3 separate regions of the Mus musculus genome follow, and all the other regions are linked to region 3. A link is a loop called in an ENCODE intact Hi-C map of the cell type or tissue named here. Cell type or tissue: heart. All regions are shown on one strand. Region 1 has its middle 11 kb from the start of Gm24670. Region 2 has its middle 30 kb from the start of Gm13348. Region 3 holds the start of 4921504E06Rik (RIKEN cDNA 4921504E06 gene).

Region 1 (8,000 bases), 150 kb before region 3:
AGTCTGAGGAAGCATCACGAAGCTGCAGGAAGTTCTTTGGTGAGTTTCTCTCTATAAAGTCACCACCAGGGAAGCTCGGCATGCAACATAAGGTGAACTAATATATGTCCATCATCAGCAAAGAACAGTGAGGCAGAGCAAGGCAAACCTAGGCAAACTAATGCTCCAGCTCCCTGTCTATGGGGTCATATTTACATTCTTTTCACGTGGCTGCTTTAGCAAAATACCCTTTCACCTGTGTGCCCCAGCAAAACATCATTTGACATAACTGAATTTTCAAAGAAACCACAAGTTTCCACTTCAAGGAAGAATCTACTTTGGATCATGGTTTCTGAAGTTCCAGTCCATCTGTTGGTTAGGCTTTGGAATAACAGGGAAAGTCATATGGTAGCCAAATATTAGAGAAAGAGAATACTTGTGTTCTCTTCTTTTGCCTTCTTTCTTTTCTTATTCCCCAAGTCTTAATTCACATCGCTCACACACACACACACACACACACACACACACACACACACACACACAAGTATGCACACTCTCACATGAGCATGCACACAGTTACTATTCCATATGTTAAACACTTTGAAAACACCCCCACAAACACACCCAAAAGTCCAGTAACTAATCTAAGTATTTATCAATCTAATCAAGTTGACTATCAAAACTGACCATTGCAAACAGAGACACTGAAAAGTGTGAGGGGCTGGAATAAATTTGTAACTACCTATTCTTGTGACAGCTAGCTCACACTTGTGAGAACATCATTTGTTAAGCTACCCTTTTGACCTAAGTGTCTCTCATATTTGAATTCTGTTACTGTAACAGAGTACCTGGGAGTAGGTGAGTTTGGCCTATAGATATGTGTACTTGCTAGTTTTGTGTCAACTTGACACAGCTGTAGTTATCACAGAGAAAGGAGCTTCAGTTGAGGAAATGCCTCCATGAGATCCAACTGTAAGGCATTTTCTCAATTAGTGATCAAGGGGGAAAGGCCCCTTGTGGGTGGGACCATCTCTGGGCTGGTAGTCTTGGGTTCTATAAGAGAGCAGGCTGAGCAAGCCAGGTGAGGCAAGCCAGTAAAGAACATCCCTCCATGGCCTCTGCATCAGCTCCTGCTCCCTGACCTGCTTGAGTTCCAGTCCTGACTTCCTTTGGTGATGAACATCAGTATGGAATTGTAAGCCGAATAAACCCTTTCCTCCCCAACTTGCTTCTTGGTCATGATGTTTGTGCAGAAATAGAAACCCTGACTAAGACAATATGGAAACAGAAAAGGCATCAACTTCAACTCCATTTCTGGGGAATGCATCACACAGCCTTAACTCACGGCAGACAACAGTAGAGTGAGTGGATGTATGCAGAAGACAGACTTCCCTTAGAGAACCCACTCCCCTCTCATGGTAATTGACCAACCCTTCGAATGGGAGATGTCATTCAAGAAAGGCATCATCCCACTCAAGAGAGCTCCCTTCATGACCTAAATGCCTCTTAGTAGGCCCTACCTCAACAAAGCTGCAGGTAGGAACCATGTTTCCATGTTCTTGGTGAGACAGATCATACTGAAGTCACAGCCCTGACTCCTTGCCTCTGCAAACTGTCACATCAAAGGTTAAATTTCACCATGAGCATTGGAGAAGACATTCACGAATAGCAGTCTTCATTCTCCCAGAGCATGGATTCCCTCAAGGGTCCTGAGCCATCTCTTGTTTTAAGGTTAAGGTGACCTTGAAACAGGCATCAAGTTCCTTGGTGCCTCAAGAATAATTATTGCTATATCCTCTTCATATCTAGAGTGTCTGTCTGGGTGTCATTTCTGTTTCTGCAATAAAGTATCCAGACAAATGTAACACAATGGGGAAGGGCTTATTTTGGATCACAGTTTCAGGTCAGAGTCTATCACAGCAGGGAAGTTATAGTGGCAGGAACTTGAGGGAGCTGATGATGTTGTTTCCATAAGCAGGAATGGAAGGTAATGATGAATGCCCACTAGTATTCAGCTTACTTTCTCCTAAGTACCCATTAAAAATGGAAAAATGAGACCAGGAAGATACTCAGTGAGCCAAGCTATTTTGCCTTCATGTGTATATGCTCACATGTGCACCTGCACATATGAGCACACATAATCATGCACAAAAGAGCACACTAAGCCCCATAGTGATGCACACTTGTAATCTCAGTACTTTGGGAATTTTCTTTGCATATCCTCTCTCCACAGTTGCTGGGCAATGTGTTGTAAACTTTAAGGAATAATGTGGCTAGGTGCCTAGAAAGTGTCACCATATTCCTGTCTGCCAAGTGACCCTGCTCAAAATGCTATGCAAAGTTATTACATGGGAATTCTCCATGGGAAAAGAGTGCTGGACAGTCCTGACAGCACAGGCTCTTCCTGTTCAGATTTACCTTCCTGATGCTGGAATCAAACTCCTCCCATAGTTTTACAGCTCTGGGAAGTTTTCTGATGAACCAGTTGAATTTTGGAAGCCTCCAGAAAACAGAGCAAAGGCCACTTCAGACTACAGGAACAGAACTCCAGGGAGTATTAACTGTCATGGCAACTTCAGGGTCTCAGAGCAAATCCATTTGAGAGTGTTTTTGAACAGAGTTGCATTTGTGAGATAGAGGAAAGAAAAGCCTTAAGAGCTGTGAACTTTGTGAACTACTTCCTGATGCGACAAGTCACATCAAGCAAATATGACATCAGAACCTGAAATGGCTTTACAGGATGCCTTATCGCCCTCCATTTACAAAGACTAGAATGGAATCCCTGGAGGCTCAGTAACCTGTCAATCAAAGTGAGATCCCAATGTTGGCAGCGCTAATACTGAACACACAGCAACTCTGTCGGCCACCTGATTGAGTCCCTGTGTGACGATCCAGACCTGGTGCAAAGAGGCCAATGGAATGTTTCCATCACACACTGCCAAGCTGGAGTGGCCAAATGACAGGCACCCAAACTGAAAACAGTGGCCATGGCAACAGTGCTAAATATATATCTTAAGGAGGCATTGTGATGCCTTGATTAGAGAGATTGGTTTTAAACAGTATTTGTCCCTATATTTAAAGAGATAAATGAGTCACTTTTTGCCACATGTGGATAAGAATTGAGGGTGGAGAGAGAGAAAGAAAGAAAGAAAGAAAGAAAGAAAGAAAGAAAGAAAGAAAGAAAGAAAGAAAGAAAGAAAGGAAGAAAGAAAGGAAGAAAGAAAGAAAAAGAGAGAGAGAGAGAGAGGGAGGGAGGGAGGGAGGGAGGGGGGGAGGGAGGGAGGGAGGGAGGGGAGGAGAAAGAGAGAGAGAGAGAGAACCCTTTCTCTCTAGTGCAGCTAGGATCTTGGCTGGCAGAAAGAAGCACCCTTCTGAGGCTGTGCAAGTTTGAGCTTGTACATACCAGCCTACCAAGGAAGGTGTAGCTTTCTGGAAAGAAATCTGTAGATTGTTCCTCCTTACCTAGCCTCACCCTAAAGAGACCCTAGCAAATGTCTGGGTGGACCACCTGCCTATTGTCAGCTTTCTCTTCCCTGAACCAGCCTGTCTAACTGGGAGCTGGCTGAAGCCCCAGCACTTGGCTGTCACTCTTGGCTGATGATGTCATTGAAAATGACTCATTCTGCTTTCCCTTTTAGGTAATAATATTGCTGTAACTTTGGGCTTAGTCTGTGTCAGGCATTGTTCTAATGGCTTTCCTATTATACATGAATAATATTACTTAGAAAAAGAAACAGAGACACAGAAAAATTCTATGTATAAGGTATATGTAGAGAGAGGTTATATTTATGAATATTTGGGTTATGGTGTATATATAATGAGCTATGGCACTATATATACTACTTAAATATCAGTACAATGGTACTATATATAATTTGTGAACACACACACACATACACACACACACATATACACACATACACACATACATACACACACACACACACACACACACACACACACACACACACACACACACACACATGTATTATTGAGGATTAGGTAACCCAAAGGAATTTTCTAATATTGGAGATTACTTTAAGGGGACTTAGAAGAAGGGGGTAATATCACTGGCCTAGAAATTACCCACAAGTAAAACTCTTACATGAATAGCAAGCAGGGACTCTAGGGGGAGCTTGAATGTCTGTTTGCTCCCTGGTCTTCCAGTTGGTGAAGGACACCAATTGGTGTAGTAATGGTGGTGCATTCAAGCATTTAACCTCAAAACTTAGGAGGCAGAGACTGGCAGATATGAGGCCAGCCTGGTATACAGGACAAGTTCCAGGGTAACCAGGGATATCCTGCTTCAAGAAACAAAACAACAATATTACTAACAATGGCAATAACAAAGATATGCACCTTTAAGTACATGCTTCATACTAATCCACAGGGGGAATTCTTAACAGGTTGCAAGCTTTGAATAACAATCCATAAGCTGTCTCCCAAATCTATGTCAGTTCATAGAGGTCACAGAATGACAATAATGTCCTTTTCTGCTGGGTATGGACAGGCATCTTTGTTACAGTCAGTAAGTAATGCTTCTACATCTGTGTATCCTGTTGTATCCAGTGACTAAATATCAAAATAATGGGGGAAATGATTCCTCTGTATTGAACATGCATGGATTGTATATCTCTTGCAGACCTCAAAAGATTACTTTGTTAACTACTTTCTAACCTGCTTGATCCAACCTAAAAAGAATGGAAGCCATGCTAGCATATGTTTCCATAGTGTGAATGTTTCCATGTTAAGTATTTAGAGACTCAGTAATAATTTAACTAAAAATATTTTTATTCATGCTACATAAAAAAGTAACTATAGTCACTTATAAGTTATTTTCACTGTAATCCCAAAAATCAAAATATAAAATAGTGAGTTCATAGCAGGAAAAATAATTTATACTCTCCTTTCTATGAATGGATTGACCACATGAATCAATGTCTTATATTTCATTTATTTTGGATAACTTGCTAAACATTTCCAACCCGTAATATAATAGAGTTGATTCTTATGATATTAAATGTGTTTAGAATGAATTTTATCTCACCCGATCTTTAAAGCCCGGGTCAAAAAAATGGAAAGTCATCCAGATAATACTCTCAGCAACACCCCACATGCCATATGCACATAAGCTAAAGAGTCCTCACCACCCATCTGGAGACACGGCAGCAAAACCTGTTCTTATGTAAGAGACTATGTACACCTTGCCCAGTTACATAATGAAGTATATTTGGCAGGAAGTCTAACAAGACTGGATTCCTGATTGTTTGTATCCCAGTAAGTAGAACAGGGAAAACAAGCATCAGGGCCACTTGCTCTTCAGATTAAAAAATTGAGGAGCAAACTCTAACAGGCCTGCTTGAATTCACAACCACCCATCACATGAGTGCCTGTTTCAGGGGAGACTTTAATCCTCAACTTTCATTTTCTTGACTTTTTCCTTTTTAATGCCAAATCTCATAAAAAGTGAGGCCTGAGGATGTGACTCAATGGTAGACCTCTTGTCTAGTAAACACACGGTCCTGGGCTCAATCCCAGCTCCACAGGGAAAATGAAAGTGAGTCTTCACATTGCCTTGACTTCTTGTCTTACACAGGCTCTGAGTTTACACTGGTAACTTGTCTTCCTTTCCATCAGCACATCAAGTTATCACTTTCTGAATTTTTACCTTATCTTGTTTGTTTGTTTGTTTGTTTGTTTGTTTGTTTTCAGCATGCAACATGCCTGTATGCCTTCTCTTCTCAAACTTATCCACACACCCATAGCAGACTTTACAAACAAACTTTGTAGAGTCTGAGCTGGGGCAACTACAAGGTGTTAGAGCAGCTCAATTACCCTCCTGCATGTCAGAATCTATACATGTGAGGATGCCATTATCTATAGCCTGGAGCTTGTTAGAGATTAATGAAAGAAATCAATGAGAAACTTCAATCCCTAGGCTGTCTATCAGTTGTTCATTTCTACCATCCCCACACGTTATACAGACTCCGAGTGAGTAGAGGTGTATAACTTGCACTTGCCTTGAGCAACCCTCCACCTGGACATTCTGCTCAGCTTTTCTGGGGCTAGCCCCTTCCTCTCATACCTTTCCTTCCCACAGATGACTTGGGGTAAATGACATCAGCCCTTTTCCATTGTCCAGCTTCCAAAAAGCATGAAATTAAATGAGACTATGAGGCCTGGGGTTTTACAATAAGAACATGCATGAAAGATCTTAGTCTATCAGCCACAGTAACTTTCTAGCACTAGGAGGCTCTGTGAACAATGTCTCCCTCTAGACATTGAGACTAATGGACACCCCAGCCAAGAAGCCCCTGCACAACTAAAGGCCTGTTTTAAAGGTAAGAGATGGGCTTTTCTCCAAGCCTAGTGCATCATAAATGAGGGGGTCTAATGCTGTCTAGATAGTTCAGGAACACCCTGACATTAGAGACTCACAGGTGTAAACAACTACTATCTGGGACCTTAAGAGAAGACAGATATTTAAATAGTTGTATAAATGAGTGTTTGTAATTTCATTCAATCATTGAAAAAAAATTTTCAACATGGGCGAGTGAGAGATGGCTTGCCACCAATAGCAAGTAGGAGAGCTGACCCTGGGGTCATCAGAGCCAGAGGGCTGTCCCTGCCCTCACCAGATACAGCACTCAGGATAGCAGGCCTACATCTTCATCTGGGCAGCACAGTAGAACTGGCCCTGAATGTGGGGGTTGCAGATAAGCCAGCCCTGAGAGTCTGAGTGTAGGAGACCTATCTCTGTCTTTTGACTGCTGCACAAAGACTCAGACTAAGAAGAGATGCCCTCCTCCCTTCCCTCATCCCTTGCCATCTATGGCAGGATAGAGAACTGGAACCATGGTCATGAGAGTTGGAGAACTGGTCATGTTCTGCACTGGCTGCAGCACCCAGGAGAAGAGGCCCTGAAGCTTGCCTGGGGAGCAGGGTAGAGCTGGCCCTGGTTGTGGTTGCTGGTGAGCCAGCCCCAAAGGTATCAGCAGGAGAGCTGATGGCATGACAAATTCAGATACCTCTCAAGCCCAGACCTCGGGCTTTGCATTGACTCACCGCAATTATCTTCCCCACAGATGAACTGCTGGAGAGCATGAAGGGACTGGTCCTACAGATCCAAAAGTTCGGGATCTTTATGATACAGGACAACAACAGGATATCCCAGAGGAGTCTCCATGAGGTTCCAGTATCAATAGACTAGAAGAAGCCAGAGACCTCATACCAGACCTACAAATCATCACAAGGAACTTTTTCCAGCAAAGAAATATGGACAAATTGGTATATTATAGGACACACTGTGACACACTACAGCTTCCACAATGAAATATTTTGTTTTGTTTTACTAGGAAGGTTGCAAGGGTGGAGGGTAGGTACGAGGGAAGGGGGAGATGAATGGAATTAAGGTACATGATGTAAAACTCACAAAGAGCCAATAAAAAGCTAAAAATGAAGAAAAAAATATCTCAACAGGAAACATACGAGTAATATATTATTGTGCTATAAAACACTCAGAAATAATTTTGGTGCTTTGGAAACAAAAAAAATTGCAAATATTCTTGTTTTTAAAGACAGAATCTCACTCTGTAACACAAGCAAGACTAACTGTTGCAATTATCTTGCCTCTTCTATTTCATAACTGCTGGGATTATAGGAGTACCTCACAATGCCCAGAGAAAATTATATTTTATATTTCTAAATATAAGATAGTTAGAAAGTATTGGAAAGAACACTCTTTCCTGGTCATAAAAAAGATGTTTTTAAGAAACAAAAAGTAACTTAGAATAACAGATATCAACTGCAATCTGAAATATTGTGGGAGGTAGAACACAGGAGTAACTATCACCCTCCAAAACATAGGAGGCAACAGTGGACAGCATCAGAGCAATGCAAGAAAGCAGGCCAGCACAGCCTCCTGTAGCTTACAAAGCATATATCTTCAAAGGGTTATTATCAAGACAAAAGCCAAACACCTCAAGAAATTTTGCCTTCTGAAAATCATTCAGGTAAATCAT
Region 2 (8,000 bases), 53 kb before region 3:
TTCTCCAGATCCATCCATTTGTCTAAGAAACACCTTTATTGTAGTTACTGCGAAATTCAAGTTTTTGGGCCCAACATTGTTAGTACTACAACAACAAAAAAAAGCTAAAACAATATTAGAGTTCAAAAGGTATTTTAAAGTGTATGTTCCAGTGTGTATTCTCAATTTCAAAAGGCATAAACTTAAATTATAACTAAAATGTGGGCTTTCTAGCTGTGCAAGAGGGAGGAGAGGACAAGAGGATATATATGAATTTCATCAGGTGTCCATTCTTTTAGTTAGCAAGTATTAGACGCCCACCATACTTAATAAAGAATAAGAGACTGTCACACAGAACAGGATAGATGTGGTCTCTGCACTCTAAAATATTTGCCTTCTTGGAGAAGATAACCTAAGAAAAGCAAACATTGAATCATGAAAACTAATACAAGTGATGAAGACAATGTACCGGTTAGTTTTGATTGCTCATTTTGTTTTGTTGTTGTTAACTTGACACAAAGTAGCGTCATTTTGAAAGAAAGAACCTCATTTGAGAAAACGGTTCCACCAGACTACCTGGAGGCATTTTCTTGATCAATGATTACTGTTTGGAAGGGCCCAGCTCACTGTGGGTGTGCTGCTATCCCGCAGCACAGGCAGGTGGTCCTAAAAGGTATAAGAAAAGTAGATGAACATGAGGCTGCAAGACAAGCCAGTAAGCAGCATACCCCACCACGTCTGCTTCAGTTCTGGCCCTGACGTCCCTTCAGGATGGACTGTAAGCTAAACACCGAAACACACCCTTTCCTCCCAAGTTGGTTTTAGTCCTGGTTTTTAATCACAGCAAGAGGAAGCAACTTAAAACAAGAGCCGATTCCCTCCATCCAAAGCCTACCAGGAGCCTTCCTGTAGTTGAAAAGGTTGATTTTGGCCATTTCGTTGAAGATTAAACACATGACGAGTCCTGTGGTTTGTCAGAAAGAGAGGGTGGAAAAATGCTGGTGTGCTGGTGGGTGAGAGTAAAAAATTAATTCAAGTTTTTCCTCCCAGCCCCTGCTTAAATGCCTAGGACACAGGCTTTGGCTCATTCCCTGACTAGATCATAACTTATTTAACCCATTCAAACTATTTTATATCCTCCACATGGTTTGTTACCTCTCCTCAGTTTCATGGGTCCATGTCCAGGGAGAACCTCCTCTTTATTATAACCTGAATTCCTCTACATGGCTGGTTATCTCTGCTTAGCTCCCATGATTCTGACCTCCTCTATGTTCCAATAGAGTCTCCAAGCTCCTGACGATTTACCAGAATCCTCTCTCTCTCTGCCAGATGCCCCACCTCCTATTTCCTGCACCAACTCATTGGCCATAGGCTCTTTTTAAATTGATAAGTGATGCGTATAACAGATTCTCTCTACTGGTAGGTTGGAGTGTAGGCTCAGTTATGAACAATGCTAAACACGGAGGTACTTTTGCCAGTGTTGAAGAAGCAAAAGCTGCACAGTTAAGTGTAGAGGTAAAATTTTGAGTGGGCCACACATTAGCCTTGTTCTTGTCTAGCCTTACATTTATGAAGTAGGTTTGGTTTGATTTGTTTTGTCAAGGTCTCATAAGAGCCTTGTTTGACATTCAGTAATATTGTTTACATCGAACAACTGTAAATGCCAAGACAGACTCTGCATGTCAGTGTCTCCTCTTTCCTATGCTGACTCCCAGAGGAAACAGATAAGGTACCATGATGGAAAATGGTGGGAGAGAAATATATATTCTTTAGGGGTAATTAGATAGTGTTCTTATCTCTCCCAGGAGTTTATCCTTGGAATCTTGGAATAGCCACTAAAAGACACATAGAAATACAACTGGGTAGGTACCTTGCTGTTCCATGCAGAAAACATGTGTGTGTGTGTGTGTGTGTGTGTGTGTGTGTGTGTATTGTTGTTGTTGTTATTACTGAAGAACAAGGTCTGGGTGATTTAGATTCTTTTTATTCAGCCAGTCTCTGATTCTCACAAGAAGGAAATACATGCTCGGTGACAGAGTGAGCATCAACCCCATGAAACCGACTACAAAGTAGTTCTAATCATTATCTATTAATAGCTTTCAGCAACACAGGCCTCAAATAAACAGGCAAATGTCATGGTGTGAATACTGTGGATGACTGCAAGTACATTGGCAAGAATTAAAATAGTGGTTTTGAAGAAAGTGAAATGTCTTCATTTTTCAAGCCCCCCTCCAACCTAAATACACTGATATTTCAGCTTTCTATTTTTACTAGGAAAAAAAACCTATATTAGGAAGGTGTTTGCATGCTGTAGATGCTGTCTTGGATGTCATGGAAACCACTTGCTTTTCATCAAGCAGTTTGTGTCAAGATTATACATTTAGCAACTTATTGCAGAATGCCTAAAACGATGGATATATTTCAGCTATCACTTCATGGGAGTCTTTTCCAGAGATTCATAAATTCAAAGTTATATGAGAGAAAGACAGGATACAGAGATCATCTATGTTTCTGAAGTAAGCTTTCTTTCTTTCTTTCACCAACAATGCGTGACTGACAGACATTCTGTAGCTGGCAGGCACAGCATACAATGCCACCATTCAAATACAGAGACCCATGAGGCAAAGAACAGACTATGAAACACAATTTATTTCTGGTTTGACTCTGCTATGAAGCATGACACCAAAGACTATGGTACTCAATTTCCCTATCTGGATAATAATGAATTGTATTTAGAGAAGCCCTTGAAGCCTTCTGTTTCTGGTGTTGAGGCTTTTTCTTCATACGCCTGTGTTCAAGAGGACCCTCTGATACTTCCTCCTAGACAGAGCAGTGTGCTTAAGAGTTCACACTTGGAATGAAAACAAACCTAGGCTTAAATAAAGACTGGCTCTGCCCACACACATACTATGTGTCCTTGGAAGGGTTCCTCATTTGAGAAATGGATCTTATAATAGTAACCAGCTCATAGGGTGTTGTTGGGATGATTGACATGAGCTTAACTTAGTATCTACCTCATATGCTATATTAATTATATGAGTGTGGTGGTCTGAATGAGAAGACTCCATGAGTCCACATATTTTAATATTTGTCTCTCAGTTTATGGAACTATTTGGGGAGAACTATGCATGACCCTGTTGGAGAAGGTGTATCACTATGGGAACATACAGAAAACGACCACATGATAACAGTAGGATTATGCTCTGACTCTGTGATAATGACTGCACATCATAATTCGCAAAACCCACAGAGTTAGTAGAGGTTAGTGGTGGTGGTATCACTAATTGACAGGCAGTATGTAACTAAGAAATAAACACATATGTGACTCTACTTATATGTAACTTAGTACCGCATTATAAAACTAGACTTTAATAATAACATTTTGTACCCATATTGGTTCAAAATTATAGCAAATGTACCATATAATTTCAAGATATAGTAAGAAGAGAAACAAGAAGAGGCCTGGACATTCACAAGATCTCTGAAGTTTTCTAAAACTAAAACTGCTAAAGAAAATAGTGTCTGTTTTCAAAGTCAAGGTAGTAAGTCTAGGTCAAAAGACTTGTACTTCTTATGGTCATTTAAGGATCCATGCTCCACAGGGCCCCCAATGGAGGAGCTAGAGGAAGCACCCAAGGAGCTGAAGGGGTCTGCAGCCCTATAGGTGGAACAACAATATGAACTAACCAGTACCCCCCGGAGCTCGTGTCTCTAGCTGCATATGTAGCAGAAGATGGCCTAGTCGGCCATCATTGGGAAGAGAAGCCCCTTGGTCTTACAAACTTTATATACCCCAGTACAGGGGACACCAGAGCCAAGAAGTAGGAATGGGTGGGTAGTGGAGCAGGGCAGGGGGAGGATATAGGAGATTTTCAGGATAGCATTTGAAATGTAAATGAAGAAAATATCTAATAAAAAATTGAAAAAAAATAAAAATGGACAAAAAAAAAAAAAAAGAGGATCCAGGTTCCTTCCTTCTATGTCACCAATCTGACTCCCAGTGTGCCCAAGAAATTATTATGGTCTGCATGGGTAGAGGTAGGTCATCATGAAGTCTGGGTTCCGTTGGAGATAAAGGGAAAGAGAGGAAAGGAAGCATGCCTACTCTCTGTGAGTCTAGGCCTGCTCACTGCTCCAAGCATTAATTTTGAGGACTTAGTCACTTGCCATGGATGAAAGGAATGCTGGAAAATGTCCACACAGATGCCCTAGAAGAAGCCAGGAGCAAGTCAGAATTAGGTTATGGTGAATGGCCAAACACACACATGCACCCAAATTAAATCATATTTTGTGTATTCTATGTATGTTTAAGAACATGATGTAATTGTTTTCATTTTTAAAAAAATGTGATCAGCAGCAGTACACTTTTAATCTCAGCAGTTGAGAGACAGAGACAAGCAGATCTCTGTGAGTTTGAGGCCAGCTTGATCTACAGAGTGAGTTCCAAGACAACCTACAGAGAAACCCTGTCTTGAAACACACCCTCCCAAAAAAGGGGGGTCATGTAAAACCCTGCCATCTATCATTTTATATCAGTCTGAGACATGCTTCTCTGCCCTCAAATTGTTGGTTACAACCTTAGATGGTTCTGTTTGCAGATTTGCTGTTTTAAACTTATCTCTGATCATGAACTTCCATGCTTTTTACAGTTTCCTGTTTCTCATCTCCAAACTGGTTCAGGTCTAAATTCCCATAGTCCCCTGTGTTTCTTCACTGGAAATGAGGCAATATTTAGTTAAATAATGCATCATTGGCTTCATTTGTCTTTTGTGTTTTGCTTTGAGACAGAATCCCTTCATGTAGCCCTGGGTGTCCTGATACTCGCTATGAAGACCAGGCTACCCTTGAACTAATAGAGATCCGCTTGCCTCTGAGTGCTGGAGTTAAAAGTATGTACCACAGAGCCCAGATCCCTTTTCCATCATTTTACATTTCATGAGCAAACAAAAACATGAGTTGGATGGTTTCTCATTTGCTCATGAACTCTGTTGTGAGCCATGAATGGACTTGTCTTGTTTCCTGCTCCACCCTGGTCCAGGTGCTGAGTCTACTGCCCTCAGCAAATTAGTTGTATGAATGTTATCGGTTACGTCATTGTCATCATGGTAAAAATATACCCAGTGTAAGTTAAGAAGGAAGATCTTGCTCATTTTCAGAGGCCTGGCACATGGTTGGCCCACATGCTCGGGCCGAAGGGTGTTGCTGGAGAGGCTTAACCTGGCAGGGGCAGGGTCGCAGAGTGTGCGTGTGCTCTCTTCTTTGCGCCTCCATCAGTCCACTCGGTCCCGAACTGTGGATAGCACTGCATACGTTCCAGAAAGATTTACCGCTTAGTTAATCCTCTGAAATATTCTCCCAGACACACCAGGTGTGCTTCACTAAATGAACAAGCACTGCTTCATACAGGGAAGCTGGCGATCAAGATTAACCAGATGACTGAAGAAGAAAAGTGCCTTGGAGTTCTCAGGGCATTTCTGGCATGATTCTTGAAGCACAGTTGCTTCAACAAATTCATACGAACATTATATGTTTTTATAGCTACTCCCAGGGTGACCCGTGAAGAGTCTGTCCTGAGCTTTACTCCCATCTAGAGTGAATGAGGAGGTTCAATTTTCTCCACACTTTCCCCCAATAAAGTGGGGAGGTGCAGATATATCTTTCAACAGAAATAAGATCAAAGAGAGAAGTTATTTTAAAGCCCAATGTAATGAATGCATCTTTATAATTATGTAGTAAGAAAAAAGGTTTTTGTTGTGGAAGAAAGTTGATACTTATAAAATAGAGGATCTCGTTAAATAATCATGTCTGTTGGTTTTCTTCTCTATAAAATTTCTGAACACTATTCTATGTTCAAACATGCCTTTATATGTATAGATGGCATATTATTGTACCTTTCTTCTTTTAAAACACCATTAATATTATTATAATTAGTTAACATATACCTCAGTGGTAAAGTAAATACCTAGCATGTGGTTCTTCATCTCCAGCATCACAGAGGAACAAAACAAAATCAAGTTGAAATAATAAATATTTAAAACCATTTTGAATGCTCAATACACTACAGAGATGGACACATAAAATTTCAGTTCAAAGAACATTCACAGACTCAATATGCTTATGTAACTAACCTCAAACAAAGAAACTGAAAAACGTCACTACTTCCGAGAAGTCCTTTAAGAATATTATTATTTGTACATATATTCATGTCAATAATTGTTGGGCTCTGCTTATTAAGGTCAAAAGTCTACAATTGTCTGGATAGCCTTCTGAGCTCATCACAAAATGGGGGACTCCCTTTACCAGCAGGGCTTCTTCTTCTCTGACCTTGTCTGGGGAGCCCAAAACCCCCACTGATCATTGATATCAGTATTTGCTGCAGACCCTCTTGGTCCCTTGTCTGTGTGGAATGGGTCTCTAGTCGCAGGTGGGCAAGAAGTTGGCAGGAATTCACAGACAGATTCGACACAAGGGAGTGTGGATCTGAATGTAGTTTGTCAAATCGAGCATCAAACTTTTTTTTTCACATCTTTATTTTTCTTTTCTTTTTGATTAGGTATTTTCTTCATTTACATTTCAAATGCTATCCCAAAAGTCCTCCATACCCTCCCCCTCCACTCCCCTACCCACCCACTCCCACCTCTTGGCCCTGGTGTTCCCCTGTACTGGGGCATATAAAGTTTGCAAGATCAAGGGGCCTCTCTTCCCAATGATGGCTGACTAGGCCATCTTCTGCTACATATACAGCTAGAGACACGAGCTCTGGGTGTACTGGTTAGTTCATATTGTTGTTTCACCTATAGGGCTGCAGACCCCTTTAGCTCCTTGGGTACTTTCTCTAGCTCCTCCATTGGGGGCCCTGTGTTACATCCAATAGCTGACTGTGAGCATCCACTTCTGTGTTTGGCAGGCAACGGCATAGCCTCACAAGAGACAACTATATCAGGGTCCTTTCAGCAAAATCTTGCTGGCATATGCAATGGTGTCTGCGGTTGGAGGCTGATTATGGGATGGATCCCCGGGTGTGGCAGTCTCTAGATGGTCCATCCTTTATCTCAGCTCCAAACTTTGTCTCTGTAACTCCTTCCATAGATGTTTTGTTCCCAATTCTAAGAAAGGGTAAAGTGACCACACTTTGGTCTTCGTTCTTCTTGAGTTTCATGTTTTGCAACTTATATCTTGGGTATTTGTACTGGCTAGTTTTGTGTCAAATTGACACAGCTGGAGATATCACAGAGAAAAGAGCTTCAGTTGAGGAAATGCCTCCATGATATCCAACTGTAAGGCATTTTCTCAATTAGTGATCAAGGGGGAAAGGCCCCTCATGGGTGGGACCATCTCTGGGCTGGTAATCTTGGTTCTATAAGAGAGCAGGCTGAGCAAGCCAGGGAAAGGCAGCCAGTAATGAACATCCCTCCATGGCCTCTGCATCAGCTCTTGTTTTCTGACCTGCTTGAGTTCCAGTCCTGACTTCCTTGGTGATGAACATCAATTTGGAAGTGTAAGCTGAATAAACCCTTTCCTCCCCAACTTGCTTCTTGGTCATGATGTTTGTGCAGGAATAGAAACCCTGTCTAAGACAGTATTCTAAGTTTCTGGGCTAATATCCACTTCTCAGCGAGTACATATCATGTGAGTTCTTTTGTGATTGGGTTACCTCACTCAGGATGATACCCTCCAGGTCCATCCATTTGCCTAGGAATTTCATAAATTCATTATTTTTAATAGTTGAGTAGTACTCCATTGTGTAAATGTACCACATTTTCTGTATCTATTCTTCTGTTGAGGGACATCTGGGTTCTTTCCAGCTTCTGGCTATTATAAATAAGGCTTCTATGAACATAGTGGAACATGTGTTCCTATTATCAGTTGGAACATCTTCTAGATATATGTCCAGGAGAGGTATTGCGGGATCCTCTGGTAGTACTGTGTCCAATTTTCTGAGGAACCGCCAGACTGATTTCAGAGTGGTTGTACAAACTTGCAACAAACTTTTTATACAGAAGAAAATAGGGAAGTTGGGT
Region 3 (8,000 bases):
AGATTCTTACAACTGTTTGTGCATAGGCAGGAGATGCTGAACTATATTATCTAATCTGTGTGTCTCAAAATGCACAATGTGAGTCTAGTTTTAATATTTATTGATTATCAATGGGGTACTAAATCAGTAAAACCACTTCTGACTGGGCACCACGAAGCTCAACCCTTAACCGAGTTGACTAGTGCATGAGGCCCTGAGCTCAGTCCCTAGCACTTCAGAAGAAATCACAACTTTAACAACAACCCGACAATAGGAAAGCATTGACATTTCTTACATTGTTTAGCATAGTGGGACTTAGTATAGTGTGACAGTAGAACTTGAAACATTCCTTTCTAGTGGGCCATGGTGGCCCACACCATTAATCCCAGCACTCCAGAGGCAGAGGGAGGAATCTCTGTGAGTCTGAGGTCACCGTGGTCTACACAGACAGACAGAGGTATATTCTGAGACCTTGTCTCAGAGAGAGAGAGAGAGAGAGAGAGAGAGAGAGAGAGAGAGAGAGAGAGAGAGAGAGACTATATTGCAAGTGAAGAGTGTTAATGGGAGAGCCTAGCTGTCTGACAGATAATATCTGAGTTGATATACCTGGTGGGGACCTCATGATTCTCTAGACCTGATGTAGGGACAGGCTGTTTAGGACAGGCTAAAGAAGAACGTGTATTTCCTTTATATATATGATAATTTATAAATCAAACACAGTAATAACTATTAATAAAACAGAAGGATCTTTCTTTCCTTCCTTCCTTCCTTCCTTCCTTCCTTCCTTCCTTCCTTCCTTCCCTCCCTCCCTCCCTCCTTCCTCTCTCTCTCTCTCTCTCTCTCTCTCTCTCTCTCTCTCTCTCTCTCTCTTTCTTTTTTTCTTTGAGACAGTGTTTCTCTGTGTGGCCCTGTCTATCTTAGAACTCTCTCTGTAGGCCAGACTGGCCTTGAACTCAGAAATGCACCTATCTCTGCCTCCCTAGTGCTGGCATTAAAGGCATGTGACCACACCTGGCTAAATCAGGGTAGTTAGAACAGTATACTATAATACAAGTTCTATGAGTATAGTTTCTCAAAATATCCTGCTCTATATTCCATGTAAGATTTGGAATTATCTTTGGAGGTAATGGTTAACTTAAACCACAGAGAGTTAAGTCACAGATAAGGAGTCTTCAGAACTCACTATGTGCAAAGTTATGTTTGCTGCCTAGATTAAGTCTTTATCATGTATATATACAGAGAACGTTAACTGTTCATTGGCTCACAGCCTATGACAGTGGGAAAGAACAAGCAATCTGATGGTCCCACGGGGTGATTTATTTAGGTTATGGGGGTGCCCCACTTCTTAGGAGAGGAGACCCCTCTGGATCATGATGAAATAGAGTTCCCAGTCAAGATCTTTAATGTTCTTATGTTGCTAGTTTACATTAAAGTAGCATTGTAGCTGGTATTTGTTTCTTAACATCTAGTAAAATAAAGATGTCTTCCAGGCCATTAAATATGATAACTGTCCCTGTATTATTCTCCATTCAGATATCAACTTGTGCCAAGCTCCTCCCTCTGTACTGCAATGGCAGCATAGGAAAGTGTTCTGAGGTCATAGCCAGGAGAGAAGGCCCAGTCTGAATTACCCTTGGCAGTGAGGTCACATGCCTATAAAGGGAGCTTCCTTCTGAAAGCTTTACCTTTCTTCTCTCTCTTGGCTCCTGTTCCTTTCTCAAGTCTTTAAATCTCAAGATTTAAAGTTACCTCCAAGCAGAGCAAACAGTGTTTCTAGTGATCAAGGACATTTGACAGCCAACATCCCAAGTTTAACATGGGTCACATCTGTCCAGACTCTCTACTTTGCCTAGCATTGTCCCCTTCATTTCAACCAGGTGCCAAACAGTCACTCGTGGATATTCACAGTGGAGATGGCAACTTGCTGCAAGCCAGCTTAAGACGTGATCTAGTCTCTTTAGCTTTACCTCTAAAGGATTTAGTGACATAAAACTGTTCTGGCTCGAGTCTCACTGCTTCCTTTCCCAACCCTTTATTTCAGACCTTTGGTTAGGGACGGAGCATTACATAAAACAAGTTTACATAACAGCACCCGCACCACATAATCATATATTATGGCTAGTGATAAAGAAAAAATAAGCACTTCCTATAGCATGACTCTCTCAAAAGAATTTAAATTACAAACCTAAGCTGAAACCTCTTGGCTTTTACTAGAGTTACAGAACTGAAAATGTCCAACTGGGTTATATAAATTACAACGTTCAGAGCCACCACTTGGCTCTTAATCAAAGCCTCCTGCTACTTAATCTGCGGTGCAATCATTCTTGCTAATTGGCAGGTGACATTTTCATAGGAAGCCATGGTGTATTTATATACTCATGTGCACAAGTTGTGCCATCCATCCTGTGGACTGAGAAAGAGAAGGGTTGTTCTAGCTTTTGAGCTGTTCAACTTTTAGAAAGCTGGAAACTTTGGATGCTGCAGTTACATTGCTCAGGGGTGGTTTGGGAAAAAGGAAGACACTCTTTTAATAGGCTGGCTGGAGTCTGTGTATTATAAGGGCTTTGAGCTCTTCCCACATTGCAGTTTATGCCTGTTAAGAAAGATTTATTGGGCTGGAGAGATGGCTCAGCCGTTAAAGGCTAGGTTTACAACCAAAAATGTAAGAGCAAGGTTTGTTGTTCAGTGTTTGCTTATTGTAATAAAAAAATAAAAACAGAATCTTGATAATTATAAATAAATGAGACCAATATTCAAAAGTGAATTAACACATTTTTAATGTCTATCTTTGAGTCCATGAGCCTTCTCCACTAAAAGCCACCAATGATTTCTACATCTGATGAAAGAAGACTGGCTTCAATCTGACAAAGACTCTGACAGTGCCAGGACTCCTTGGGGTAGGTGGGATGTTGGTCTGACATGAACAGTGATTTGAGCTAGAACACTCAGAGATAAAACACAGGTGGCTGACAAGAAAAGAAATGTCACGTTGTTAGTTTCAAACTTGTGGTCCTCTTTCCTTAATGCCCTGGATGCTGAAACTGGAATCTCCTGGATGGGCTGTTGCAAGGCTCCAATAAAAATGTATGTGTGCTTCTTGTTTCTGGGGGATGGTGTAATTATGCAGCCTGATCAACAAATGCCTTCAATTGTTGCTCTTACAGAAGGCTAGGGAATATGGTTCCCAGTCACCACAAGTCAGATAAGAACCATGTGAAACTCCAGCTCCATTTCCTTCTTCTCATCTCCCAGGGCACTGTATGCAGGCACATAATAGCCTTAAATGTTTAAAGACAGTGATCGCTACAGTGAATTTCTTTCCCTGTTTCCTACTCCTAATATCCAGCTAATTAGGAATATATATATATATACATATATATATATAGAGAGAGAGAGAGTCAGTATACATATACACATATATATATACACATACACTCTACACATACACATATATCATATGCATCATACACACACATTCATATATATATATATACATAAATATAAATATATCCTTACAGACAATATAGTGAAATGAAGATGAAAAATACTTAGTTCTAAAAGCGATGATACCCCAAGCTTAGGTCCCTTGTCAATAATTGGCACACAGTTAAGAATAAATGGTAGTTTTACCGCTTAAAATAGCTTCTCTTAATAATGGTAGATAGTGAATTGAATTCCACTACACGATATTGTGTAAAATGCCATGCCTTACATTCTGTCCTTTATGTTAAATAAGGATGTAGGCCTGTTTAATCTCTGCAAAGAAAATCTTCACTCAGCAACACTCCTGTGTGTGTGTGTGTGTGTGTGTGTGTGTGTGTGTGTGTGTGTGTGTATTCAAGTGACAGGTGTCAGTATTTTATCAGGCCACCTGCTCTCCTGTGGTATTGCTGACAAGCCCAGGCCTCTTTATATCGTGAGATAGCTATTGGATGGGGTCACTAGTTTCCATCTCCGCAGAGAGTGAGTGACACTTGGTAGGAGGCCAAGCAAAAGAGAGAGCCAAGCAAGCTGCAGATCTGACAGGCACGTGGGAGGAGCGTTGACGTAGGAAACTTCAGTTTCCCAAATGCAGAGTCCAACCAGAAAGGAGGCTGAGCTCAGAGCCTTGGAGGAGAAGGAAGCAGAAAGGGTCCGGAGGCGTAGTGGGCCGCAGCAGAGTTATTTACAGGGTGCAGCTTTGCCTAGAGACATTTAGGAACGGGTTGGCTTGTGGGCGTCCGAGAAGGCTCTTTGTCGCAAGGCTTATGTCTGGTGGGGCAGGTGGCCTGGCGAGACAGAGGAGCACTTCCGGAGCCCGCCCTACACCTCACCCACTCCACCCCCGCCCGCTCTCCGCCCCGCCCCTGATCCTCACCCCTCCAACCCCACCCCCACCCCGGTCTCCGGTTTCTCTGGGAGTCGCCATGGCAACGGACTCTGGCTTTGGGACTCAGATTCTCTGAACTCCAAGCGAGCAGTTGGGAGCATGGCGGAGGCTGAGACTGAGACTGAAGAATGGACGAAGACACGTGGATGCAGGAAGATTCTCCAGACCCTCGAGGGGGCTATTGAGCAATTCAAATTCCATTCCAGGTGACCTGCCCGCTACTTGCACGCGCTTCAGAGCTGGTCACCTGTTCTCCACAGCCTCGTCGCCTTTGATTTCTTAAGTAAACCACAGGCTAAAAGCTCAGACTCAGGTCTGGGTTCTAATTTCGTCTGACTTCTCACCGGGTCCTATGCCTCTTATTAGCTCATCTGGGAAACAGGACAGTAGCTAATTGTGCCTACTCCATAGACCACAGGGCCTGTTAAATATTTCACCGAGGTACAGTCTAGAAAAGAGCCATACAGAAATGGTATGAGGTTGCTTAAAGAAGATCCCATAGACTCCCGATTTAAACACAGATTTCTTTTGAGATTCTGGAGGCTTGGAGTCCAAGAACTGGGCACTGATTTGATGTCTGACGGTCCTTTCTTGTAAGCAACCCGTTCTTACTGCATCCTCCCCTAGTGGGATCAGCGGGGGAGCCATCTCCTGACTTCTCCACTCTCTATCCTCCACCTGGGCTCTTTTTAAGGGAACAGCCCCATTTATGAGGCTCCCACTTCATTACCTATTCATCTCTCTTGATCTCACCTCCGGAGGCCATCATTTTTGGAAAATAGGACGTTGACATGGATTTTCCTAGAACTGGAGCACCGCCAAATATATAAAGACAACAAGCCATATGCCTTTGCCAGGCAGTCAATGGAATCATTATTTCATGGTCCTTAGGTTCTCTCTCTCTCTCTCTCTCTCTCTCTCTCTCTCTCTCTCTCTCATTTGGCTTCAGCCCTTTTTTTATTTGGATAATGTAGAGTCAACATTTATGGGGAATTTTTTTTTCTTAAAACACTCTTTCAAAGCAGTAAGCACATAGCCTTAGATTAACTGCCACGTGATGCCATTCCTTAAGTAGAGACCTCAGGGAGCCAGGCTATTGATTCCAGGCAAACCCCACACTGGGGAAGAGAGAGAGAAGAGGGAGCAGGGACAGGACAGGGAGCAGGGGAAGGGACTGACTATAGCTAGACCAGCCCAATGGTGGGCCTGAACCAGTACCCAGTCCTGCTGAACTCCACTTCTCTACCCCAACTAGTCATTAATAGGTTTGCTGGCCAAACCAAGTCAGGGTACCCACAGACCTTTGATAAAACTGTCAAAAGCACATATCACAGGCAGCTCTTGGCAGACAACAGTGGAATGCTGTGTCTAATCTGTTCCTAAGAGCCCCTTTCTCTCCTGGATTCCTTGACATTCTGCAGTGGAATAAGTACCCAACAGAACATTCCAGCCAGACTCATGGGGCAAACTGATCTCTGCCAATTGCTACTAGCACACGTTGATTGAACTAAGGAACCACTAATGTCCATAACATTTTTTTTTCCACTCAAAGGCTTAGAGAAATAGGTTGGAGTTCTGATATGAATGGGAGAAGCTAGATACTGGCTGACACCCAGGGATCTGATCTAGCTGGGTTAGGCCAGGTAGTTCACATAAACTCAGGTCAGCCTTGGTGAAGTGATACATTCTAGTTAAGTCAGTAACCACATAATGAGTCAGACAGCATTTACAAGTGACAGAAGAAACAGAAGCAAAGGTAGCACAGAAAACTGGTGTATGTGTACACACCCCCAAGTCACCACGGCTCTCAGGAAAGGCTTCTCTGAGATGACATTAAGAGGAAACAGCAGGAACCAGGCACATGCATCTGGAGCCAAAATGTTCCCTGCTGAGAGAACAGGTAGTGAAAGTAGGGACTCTGGATTTAGGCAAAGCAAGGAGGCCAGTGTGGCTATAACAGAGCAAGCAGGGTGGGCTCCTGGATATGAGTCAGAGGAGAGACTGATGGCCACATTTCTGGGTCTTAGATCAACATAAAGGCTCAAGCTTTCATTTCAAAGGAGATGGGAAGCCAGAGGGGGATGACCCAGTGTCCTGATATTCTCTGACTTGCCTGTCTATGGATAGTTCTGCTGTTTTAATAATAGACTATAACAGGGACAAGGCATAAATTGGGAAACCGGTTAGGAGACTTTTTATAATATCTATCAAGGAGGACGGCCATAAGGACTGAGTAAAAGGCTTGCTGTGAGGGCCTGAGTTTGTATCCCTAGCCATGTACAAAGCAAGGCACGGTGAAGGGCATCTGTGACCCCAGCACAGCACAGAGGGAGGGGACAGATGCCAGGTACTTGATACCAGCCAAGGTAGCTGATACAGCTTGAAGCCTGAGCTCAGCAAGTGGTCCTATTCTAAAAATAAGGTGGCTCACAGTAGAGGAAGATGGTCATCATCAACTTCTGGCTTTCACAGCACACAGGCTTGCAGACAAGTGCACAGGCCACACACAGGCAGATAGCACTCAAAAGAAAGAGGAACAGGAGGAGGAAGGTGGTCATGGGGGAGCAGGAGGCAGCTTAGAGGTGCTGAAGATGTGGTCAGATTCTAGCCAGTCAATAGGGAAGGGAGTGATGGAGTTCACTGGTGGCCTGCAGAGCATAAAACAAGCTCAACGGTGTCTGAGCCCAGTAGCTGGAAAAATGGAGTCATTAACTTTTTTGGGAGAGGATGTGAGGAACAGGACTGAGAGTCATAAGCTCGTCTTGAGGTGCAGAATGCCAACAGTGACTGATAAACGTCTATTTAAGCAGTTTAGTCGTAGGATCTGAAGGTTGGAAGAGAGGTCCATCATGTTTTGCACGAAGGAAATATTTTGTACAAAGATGTTAAGTAAATTATGAGATTTGTTGAGATCAACCAGGAAAAAAATATAGAGAGAGATACACAATTGTATATATACAATCACTTTGAAACAGAAATAAAAGGGAATATTTTCTTTAAATAACATTGAGCCATTCACCACAGTGAAAATTTAGCACCTCTGACGTCATCTTCATTGACTAATTCATTAATGAACATTCATTAGGACAAACTATTCTAGGGCTCAGTGGGATGTGTTGCTACAGTCTATTAATAAATCTATATGGGTCTATTTTGTATAAGTTAGCATATTAATTTTGTGTCTAATTTATTAAACATAACCATTATCTCCAAAGACCATGCTTTATGCATAACAAGGAAACTATTATTTGGGAGAATCGCTTGAACTATAAATAGGGACTGTATAGGAACCACTTTGCTAAGTTCTTGTGATGTGGGCTTCTGTTCTAGGCAATGGAGTTAACATCTAAAATTAGAGCTACTTCAAATTTGAAGAGAGACTGAAGACTGAGCCTTCATGTTTTATTTAGATTCTGGGTGAGCCAGATCTTCTAAATCAATCATACAATAAGTTAAGACGGGCGACAGGGGAGCTTACAATCCCAGTTCTGTTTAAACCAAAGATTCAGAGGAAGGATCTGTCTGCAGCCCTGGCTTACGATTTTAGATGAGTTACTTACTTTTGTTGCACCTGAGTTTACACATCTTTGAGACAGGATGTTGGAGAGTTACCAGGAGAAGAAAAAGTGCAGATTCAAGCGTGCATCCTCAC

What was found. Peaks named below come from ENCODE experiments on the same cell type or tissue, not always from the same donor. Only the 100,000 strongest peaks of a DNase experiment are listed, where the experiment ranks them.
Region 1: it touches region 3 in a loop (5-fold over the local background); 2 of 42 quality-filtered maps call a loop at or near these places.
Region 2: a loop joins it to region 3, with 2.5 times the contacts of the local background. A loop is called at or near these places in 8 of 42 quality-filtered maps.

What each region holds. Positions count from the first base shown.
Region 1 is chr2:19,698,761-19,706,760 of GRCm38, reverse strand. No RefSeq gene overlaps it. Among named protein-coding and RNA genes, the nearest start is that of Gm24670, 11 kb to the right of the region's middle. In heart, a CTCF peak has its summit at 4,111; DNase peaks (open chromatin) are centred at 2,850 and 3,540; H3K27ac peaks cover 2,339 bases.
Region 2 is chr2:19,602,933-19,610,932 of GRCm38, reverse strand. No RefSeq gene overlaps it. Among named protein-coding and RNA genes, the nearest start is that of Gm13348, 30 kb to the left of the region's middle. In heart, no CTCF peak of the experiment used is centred here; no DNase peak of the experiment used is centred here.
Region 3 is chr2:19,550,328-19,558,327 of GRCm38, reverse strand. 4921504E06Rik (RIKEN cDNA 4921504E06 gene) reads left to right here and starts at 4,418. Exons shown (of 17, transcript NM_027600.4): 1 at 4,418-4,554. The coding sequence starts at 4,448. In heart, no CTCF peak of the experiment used is centred here; DNase peaks (open chromatin) are centred at 4,207 and 4,297; H3K4me3 peaks cover 1,268 bases; H3K27ac peaks cover 3,585 bases.